2 separate regions of the Homo sapiens genome follow, and region 2 is linked to region 1. The links are chromatin contacts, found by Hi-C in ENCODE. All regions are on one chromosome and are shown on one strand. The core of a region is the stretch at or near the end of the contact, and the rest is flanking DNA. Distances in the headings are between cores, read along the strand shown. Region 1 holds the start of REXO4 (REX4 homolog, 3'-5' exonuclease). Region 2 overlaps ADAMTSL2 (ADAMTS like 2).

The links. Hi-C counts contacts between places; a loop is a spot of excess contacts on that map. Pooled maps may share reads with other maps.
Region 2: a pooled map shows a loop between it and region 1 (2.4-fold over the local background). The contact joins the enhancer-like site here to the promoter of REXO4 in region 1. A Hi-C loop is called at or near these places in 2 of 50 pooled maps.

The regions. Positions count from the first base shown.
Region 1 is chr9:133,414,431-133,420,598 of GRCh38, forward strand. It overlaps REXO4 (REX4 homolog, 3'-5' exonuclease), which reads right to left and starts at 3,580. Exons shown (of 8, transcript NM_020385.4): 1 at 3,190-3,580; 2 at 235-581. The coding sequence starts at 3,414. It also overlaps a transcript of ADAMTS13 not described here. RefSeq lists a silencer at 3,325-3,564 and an enhancer at 3,675-3,894.
Region 2 is chr9:133,538,021-133,540,720 of GRCh38, forward strand. It overlaps ADAMTSL2 (ADAMTS like 2), which reads left to right. Exons shown (of 19, transcript NM_014694.4): 4 at 329-404; 5 at 1,751-1,853; 6 at 2,578-2,700. Among named protein-coding and RNA genes, the nearest start is that of ADAMTSL2, 4.7 kb to the left of the region's middle. RefSeq lists enhancers at 1,135-1,866, 2,600-2,700. Within about 2 kb of position 1,451, at least 10 of the 41 ENCODE cell types and tissues checked have a DNase peak (open chromatin) inside an H3K27ac peak, as active enhancers do.

The DNA.
Region 1 (6,168 bases), core at 2,330-4,829:
TGTACTGGCACCCACTAAATGCTGAGCTCTGCTCAACGCTCGGAAGAAGCAGGCCCTGCCTTATCATGCGCACACTCTAGGGGAAAACAAGTAACAGCGAGTAAACAAAGGAACAGACGACATCAGGGTAAAGTGATGGAGAGACTGCGGTGAGGCCACCAGCCTCCATAAGGAGACAGGCCTTGGTGAAGTCGCTGTGCCTCGGTTCTCAGTGGTGAGGTGGCCCATACTTACTCGGTGGGTGGGGCTGGGGCTGCCTCCTTAGCTTTCCGCTTCTTATGCTCGATGTCCCCTCGTTCTGGAACAATATCACCATTTGTCCTTTCCTTGGTTCCTTTCTTATTGTGCTCTGTTCCACTGGCCTTGGTGCGAGGTACTGGCGCCCTCCTGTCCATCTTGGAACCTGAAGGAACAGAGCCCCTGCTGGCCTCCTGGTCTTTTCCTGCCGGCATCTCCTCTCCCTTCACTTGAGGCGAGGTCTCTTTTTTGTTTTGCTGGATAATTTTGGGCTTCTTTTTGGAACCCATCTGAGAGATGACAAGAGGCTTTTCTGGGGCCTGAGATTTTTGTTTCAGCAGCCACTGGGACCCAAAATAAAATACATGCTGCATTTGAATTTGGAAATTACACACAGCAGATTGAAAAAACTTACGTGTGTATGTATATACACACATATACACCAAACACATCTATACAATTCCCATCCGCATCACTGAAATTCATTTTCAAACGGTTTGGAAAAAGCTCTTTTTCATTCTCATGGGTCACTTGTGGTGAAATGCTGTTTCTTTGCTTATCTTATTATAATGCATTTTGCACCTGCTCCTTCATGCATACAAAATGTCAAACTCATTCTACACCTTGGGTACCTGTTGAGTGGCTGGACACCACAGACCACTTCCCTTTTCAGCTTATCTAGAAAGAATTTTGGAGTTAACTTCCCTCACAGCTTGGGCCAACATCCTGCTACACAGAAATCGCTTTTTTTTTTTTTACAAGATTCCCTGGTTTGCTACTGCTGTGAAGATCTCAGGAAGGTGGGGGGTGTCATAAATGAAAAGAAAAGCTTCTGTCAAACTGGAGTGGCTGAAGAACTGCTAGCAGCCACACACCTTGGCTGTCACCCAAGCAGAGGCTCCTGTAGTCTTAGAGCCCAGCTTCCTCCCTGTGTTCAAATCCCCAGTGGGAGTGGGCGCCACCACAGTGCGATGATGAGGCGGGTGCTACTTACCTGTTCTGTGATAGGTAAAGAACTGAAGGGCTGACTTTCTTGGATGAATTAGAAAACACTCCAAAGTTTCCCTATAGCACACATCCCTTCCATTCACTTATTTTGCTTTTCTTTCTTGGGAGAAGGAAGAAGAGTTGGTGTTCAAGAAATCCCACAGAACCCTGGGGCTGCCCACGGGAATTTGACTGGTCCTGTGTGTTAAGACAGGAATGTCTGCACTGAGATACTGTGCAGAGTATTAGGAGGTTCAAGAAGCGCTCGGGGAGGCTGAGGTGGGAGGATTGCTTGAGGTCAGGAGTTGAAGACCAGCCTGGGCAACAAAGTGAAACCCCATCTGTATTAGTTCATTGTGCACTGCTATAAAGGAATACCTGTGTTTGGTAATTTATAAAGAAAAAACGTTTATGTAGCTCATGGTTTTGCAGGTTGTACAAGAAGCATGGTGCCAGCATCTGCTTCTGGTGAGGCCGAAGGAAGCTTCCCATCATGGTGTAAGGTGAAGGGGGAGCAGGTGTGTTGCGTGGTGAGAGAGCAAGCAAAAAAGGTGCTAGGCTCTTTTTAAACAACCAGCTCTCAAATGAACCAGCAGAGTGAGAACTTACTCGTTACTGAGGGGAGGGCACCAAGTCATTCATGAGGGATCTACCCCCATGACCCAATACCTCCTATGGGCCCCATCTCCACCACTGGGGATCACATTTCTTTTTTAAAAAAACTACTTTTTACTTTTATTTAGAGATGGAATCTCACCATGTTGCCCAGGCTGGACTTGAACTCCTGAGCTCAAGTGATCCTCCTGCCTGGGCCTCCCAAAGTGCTGGGATTACACGTGTGGGCTACTCGGGAGGCTGAGGCAGGAGAATCACTGGAGCCCAGGCAGCAGTGAGCTATGATCCTAACAGGAGGTAGCTCCAAGGGAGCTCCAAGGGATGTGGTAAGAATGTATGAGTGACGCACGTGGAAGAGTGTCTAGGAGAGAGCAGGCAACCTCTACAGAAGTGCAGGTCACTAGGGAGACAGCAGGTACAACACAGCCTTAAAAGCATGGACTCCAGAGTCAGCCACCTGGTTCCCAGCCGCAATCTTAGATGATCTATTTAAACTTTTCCAGCCTATTTCCTCATCTGTACAATAGCGATGATGGAAGTGTCCACCTCACAGTCTTATTGTGGGGATTGCAACACGCATGGCATAGAGCACATGGCAGAGTGCACATTTTTAGGAGCTCAATTAGTATTTACTTCAAGACCGTAAGTGTCGCTAGAACCCCATCACATGTCTGCTATCTGCTTTTCACTTCTACACAGGAATCTTCTTTCTCCCTGTCTTGCTACACAGACCAGTGTGTTCTTTCGTTGTTGTTGTTTGAGATGGAGTCTCGCTCTGTCGCCCAGGCTGGAGTGCAGTGGCGCGATTTCGGCTTACTACTGCCTCTGCCTCCCGGGTTCAAGCGATTCTTCTGCCTCAGGCTCCCCGAGTAGCTGCGACTACCGGCGCGCGCCATCACGCCCGGCTAATATTTTTTGTACTTTTTTAGTAGACACGGGGTTTCACCATGTTGGCCGGGCTGGTCTTGAACTCTTGACCTCAGGGGATCTGCCCGCCTCGGCCTCCCAAAGTGCTGGGATCACAGGCGTGAGGCCCCGCGCCCGGCCTGGTTTCGGGATTTTAAGCTAAATTTCTCTTTGTAAAATCCATTCTAGTTAGTTCATTATGCAAAAGGTACAAGGGTTTATCTTTGCTTTTTTGTACTTGAAATAATTCTTTCATCAATTTCTTTCAAGCAAACAAGTTCGAGACCTCCCTCAACAGGCCACCTTTCTTGTGAAAAGCTGTTTACAAGATTTCGATTCAAATCTGCCTTTACAGGTCTTTTGGGGCTACCCAAGTCTTTCCCTCCGTCGCGTTCTGCGGGAATGAGCTGCGCAGCGCTCCGCCCGGGCCCCCTCAAGCCTCACCTCTTGCAGCGCCTTCCAGTTTTGAGAAAAGTCTTCTGGTGCCTTTGGAGGTCGCACCACAGCACCGGGGCCGCTTGCTGGCTTCTTGCTTACTTCCCGCGCCTTGCTTTTCCAAAACCTTTTTTTCTTCTTGTTTTTCTTCCGAGTGAGCGTCTTGACAGGACCCGGCTTAGCCACGGGGCTGCTCGGGGCGCGCTTGGAGGCGGGGACCTTCGCCTTCCCCATCCTGCTGCCGTCCAGCGCCTGGGCCGGCGGCCACCCGAGACCCCGGCCTCCCCGGGCCCGGCGCCCTGGCAGCACAAGCGCCTGCCCAGGCCAGGCCGAAACACACCCACCGCAGGGACCCCGTCCAGGAAAAGACTCCGGAAGAGACCCCGCACGCGTTGCGCATACCTCAGCACGCACGCTCCAGTCCCCGGAAGCGCTCGTCTCTCCACAACCGGCTGGAAACCGGATCCCTGCCTCTGGTTCCGCGCAGCCTGGGCGGTTCACCCGCACGGGACTTGGGCCGCCGCCTTAGCCAGCGGCATCCGGGGTCATCGACCTCGAGTTTGACTGGGGCAAGCCGAGGACCTCCCCAAGATCCGGGATGGGGATGAGAGATGCGAACGCCGGAAGGGAACTGGGGGGCCGCTGTGTGTGTAGCACCTGGTAGGGCAGCTGAGCTGGGGGCACTGGGCGGTGGGGCTAGTGAGAGCCGGGCTAGGTCGCTCGCCTGCGTCCTGGACTCTCGAGCCTTTCCCGCCTTGGGCTGCTCCTTGCTCAGCCTCACAGCGGCTCATCTTCCACGTACAGTGGGGAAACTGAGGCCCAGGCACCGGGAGGAGTTCCTGCCAGTTCACTCTGTAGCAGGACGAGCCGCAGACAAGAACCCCTCAGACACCGAATTGTAGAAGGAAAGGGCTTTATTTAGTGGGGAGCATCGGCAGACTCACGTCTCCAAAAACCGAGCTCTCTGAGTGAGCAATTCCTGTCCCTTTTAAGGGCTTACAACCCTAAGGGGGTCTGTGTGAGAGGGTCGTGATCGATTGAGCAAGCAGGGGGTACGTGACTGGGGGCTGCATGCACCGGTAATCAGAACGCAACAGAACAGGACAGGGATTTTCACAATGCTTTTCCATACAATGTCTGAAATCTATAGATAACATAACCGGTTAGGTCAAGGATTGATCTTTAACCAGGCCCAGGGCGCGGCGCCGGGCTGTCTGCCTGTGGATTTTATTTCTGCCTTTTAGTTTTTACTTCTTTATTTGGAAGCAGAAATTGGGCATAAGACAATATGAGGGGTGGTCTCCTCCCTTACTTCTGCCGCCTGGGTTCAAGCGATTCTCCTGCCTCAGCCTCCTGAGTAGCTGGGACTATAGGTGCACGCCACCACTCTCTGCCAATTTTTGTATTTTTAGTAGACCTGGGGTTTCGCCACGTTGGCCAGGCTGTCTTGAACTCCTGACCTCCAGTGATCCATCCGCCTCGGCCTCCCAAAGCGCTGGGATTACAGGTGTGAGCCACCGTGCCCGGCCGGGAGTGGGTAGATTTGATGTGCGTGTGTAACAGGCAGAGGTTGATGGAGTAACAGGGAAGTGAGGCTCCTAGGATTTTGGTCTGAGCAATTGGGTGTGGCCATTTATCATCTCAATAAATGTCTGCGGGGAGCAGGGTGAAGTATGGGGGTGGAGCCATGAGCTCCTTTTCACACTTGCTGAGTTTGAACGGGCCGTCAGTCACCAAGGAGAGACGTCTAATCAGCAGCAGGATATAAGATTCCTAAGCTTAGGGAAGGGTCAGTGCTGGAGATGTAATTTGGAAATCGTCAGCACATAATTAGTGTTGAAACATGAACCTGGGTTAGTTCATCCAAAGAGAGAGTACCAATATAGGGAGTGAAGGGTTAAGACCAGATAGCAGGTGCTGGGGGCTCTCCAGGGGCGAAGCAGCAGAGGAGGCTGAGGGGGAGCAGTCAGTGCAGTGGGAGGAGAAGCGGATGTGAGTGGCATCAGAGAATCCAGGGGGAGAATAAACCACATCAGATGCTGCTGAGAGGCTGAGAAGGACGAGGACAGAGAGATGGGAACCAGATATGGCACTGAGATTGTCAGCAAGTCCACCGAAAAGGGTTTTCTTTTTTTTTGTTTGTTTTGAGACGGAGTCTTGCTCTGCTGCCCAGGCTGGAGTGCAGTGGCGTGATATCGGCTCACCACAATCTCCACCTCCCGGGTTCAAGCGATTCTCCTGCCTCAGCCTCCTGGGTAGCTGGAACTACAGGTGCACGCCACCATGCCCAGCTAATTTTTTTTTTTTTTTTGAGACGAAGTTATGCTCTTGTCGCCCAGGCTGGAGTGCAATGGCGCAATCTCGGCTCACCGCAACCTCCACCTCCCGGGTTCAAGTGATTCTTCTGCCTCAGCCTCCCGAGTAGCTGGGATTACAGGCATGTGCCACCACGCCCGGCTAATTTTGTACTTTTAGTAGAGATGGGGTTTCTCCATGTTGGCCAGGCTGGTATGGATCTCCAGACATCAGGTGATCCTCTCGCCTCAGCCTCCCAAAGTGTTGGGATTACAGGCGTGAGCCACCGCACCTAGCCTAATTTTTGTATTTTTGAAAAGAGACGGGGTTTCACTATGCTGGCCAGGCTGATCTCGAACTCCTGACCTCATGATCCGCGTGCCTCGTGATCCACCTGCCTCGGCCTCCCAAAGTGCTGGGATTAAAGGCGTGAGCCACCACACCTGGCCCAGGTTTTCTTTTTAAAAAAGGAAAAAAACTTTGTTCCAGCAGTTTGTAAACCAGGGCAATGCAGCCTTCTGTACAAAGGTGCATTCCAGGGAACAAAGAGAACAAAGAAAGAGGTCGTCTTTTGTAGAGAACTTCCTGCCCAGGTTCCCACTTTGGTCCACTTATGCAAATGAGGAAGGCACACTTGCTTAGTTCTGATTGGTTAATACTTGCTGAGTTCAGATTGGTCGATGCAGGTCACAG
Region 2 (2,700 bases), core at 201-2,700, 120 kb after region 1:
GGCATGGAGAGCGTGCTGGTCTCACCTCATGCTTCTGAGAACACACATGTGTGTGCACCTGGGCACAGGCCTGGCACACAACCCATGTGGTTGTTTCAATTCTGTGTACTGAGCCCCTGTGCTATGTGCTGCTGATGTAGAAGTGAATCAAATCTCATTCCCCCTTGGCTCTGGTGTGTGTACGGGGTGGGAGTTGAGTAGGGAGGAAGGAGCCCTCTGGGTCACGGGTATCGGGAGATTCTGGATCCCAGTGGCCGTGGGGCCAGCCCAGGCGACATTCCTGAAACTCCTCTGCAGCCCTCACTCCGAGCCTGCATCTTTCTGCCAGGAGGAAGTCCGTCCCGGGCCCCGGGAACAGGACCTGCACGGGCACGTCCAAGCGGTACCAGCTCTGCAGAGTGCAGGTGAGGCCCGGCCCGGGCAGGGGCACCATGGCCTGCTCTCCCTGTCATCATGCAGTTTTCAGGGGGTCTTCCAGGTGGCTCCTGGGCATTCTGGGCATTCTGTTGTGGGCTGCTCTTCAAGGAGAGCCCAGGAGCAGGGTTGAGAAGGCTGCGGGGGGCCCTGGGCTAGTACGGAGCCATCCACTGTCCAGACCACTGTCCCTGTGCTCACATGTGCTCAGCAATGCTGGGACGGGCGGACTCACTCTGCTCCTGGAACTTCAAGTGCAGCCTCAAGGTTTGGGGTCTCTGGTCGCAGCTCCACTTTACTCACAACATTCGTGCACCTGGTGCTCACAGAGACCCAGCAGTTGCCAGGCTTCCCCGTCCCATGAAACAGTACCCCCCACGCCATAAAACAGTTCCCTGGGTTGCTCTCGGAGCCCTTCTGCTCCAGCCCCCATCAGCTTCCTTGGGTAGCCGAGGCTGAAGAGGAGGTTCTGACTCTGACCAGGCAGCTCTCAGTGGGGCCCTGGGCAGTTGGAACCTGAACACCTTTCCAAGGACTGCAGGGCGTGAGGCTGGGGCACGCCGAGCTGGGATCTGGGCCTCCCAGGCTGGCTCGTGTGGCTTGCCTGGGCAGGGAAGGCAGAGCAGCTGGGGGTCTCTGTGTCTGTGTGTCTCAGGGGGTGTGTGCGCACGTGCAGGGAGTGAGGGGCTGGAGGGAGGCAGGTGGCCACCGCTTCTGTGTTGGCGTCACCTGGTCAGCTGCCCTCCTAGGGCAGTGCAGCCAGGGTTGGGGGAGGGGCATTTATGAGCTCCAGCATGAGAGGGACCCAGGTTTGAGCTCTGGCCCCGGCACGACTAAGCTGGGTCCCCTCCGAGGATGAGTCTCTTGTCTGCACGCTGGGTTCCTCTTTATGGAGTCAGGACCACGATCTTCCTGATTTACGCAGTGTGCATGGCCACGGACCGTGTGCCAGGCCCTGTCCCGTCACTGTAGACACACAGTCAGGGCCTGCTGAGGACACGGGCGAGGGGAGCACCCTTGCCAGCCATCCTAGGGTCATGTCCCCTCCACCGCAAGGCTGGGAGAAGGCGTGGTGGGGACTGGGAGGGTTGTGTCTAGAGTAGGCGGAGGGCTGGCGTGGGGGGCGGAGCTGCCCTTTCCTGCGTCCTTGCTCCCTCCTGAGAGCGCATGGGAGCGCGCAGGAGCCCTAGAGGCCACCCCGTGGGCCGTGGCCCCCGCACGGCTGTCCCGGCTGTCCCGGCTGTCCCGGCTGCAGCCACTTCCTGCTTAGCCTGGACAAAAATGCCTTTGTCGGGCCGAGTTCCTCCCGGAGCCTCCCTGTCCCTTCGCTTCCCAGGAGTGTCCGCCGGACGGGAGGAGCTTCCGCGAGGAGCAGTGCGTCTCCTTCAACTCCCACGTGTACAACGGGCGGACGCACCAGTGGAAGCCTCTGTACCCGGGTACCTGCCGCCCTGGGGACCCACCTTGCAGGGAGCTGACTGAGCTTTGGGGGTAGCCCTTCCGGCACCTGGGACCAAACTCGACGGGTGGGCAGGTGGGGAAATGGAGGTGGTCAGACGAAGAGCCAGGAATGAACCTGGGTCTCCTGAGCCCTGGCCCAGGGGTCTGTCCCCTCCCCCATGACCCATGACATCAACGCAGGACAGATTACGGGACTGAGTTCCCTGCAGACCTGACCTCTGACGGCAGTGGTGACTTGCTCACTTACTTACTGGCTCCTGGGCACAGACAGGAACCAGCCTAGACGATCCCAAACGGAGACTGCCCACACGGTCCCATGGAAAGCAAGTAGCTCAGGCAACAGTGTAAATGCTTCATCCTTCTCCTGCTCACCCGCAAGGGCCAGGGCTGGGGTGCCCAGGGCCAGCAGCACAGGGGTGTCGAGTTGGCTCAGACCTCCTGCAGAGGGGGAACCCCAGTATGGGTCTCAGGCGCTGCTCCCCACTCACGAGGAGGTAGAAGCTGGAACTCACGGGGTGTGGGCTGAGCCAGAAGACCCATCAGTTTCTGCCACTGAGACCTGGACAGGTTCCTTCTGTTCTCCAGGCCTGAGTTGCCCCATCTATGCAATGGGAGCTGTCTCAGAGGGAGGAAAAGGGAAGTCCTCTGAATCCGGCATTTCCTGCCCCGCTGAAACCTTCTGTCTTTGTCTCCCTCCACCAGATGACTATGTCCACATCTCCAGCAAACCGTGTGACCTGCACTGTACCACCGTGGACGGCCAGCGGCAGCTCATGGTCCCCGCCCGCGACGGCACATCCTGCAAGCTCACTGACCTGCGAGGGG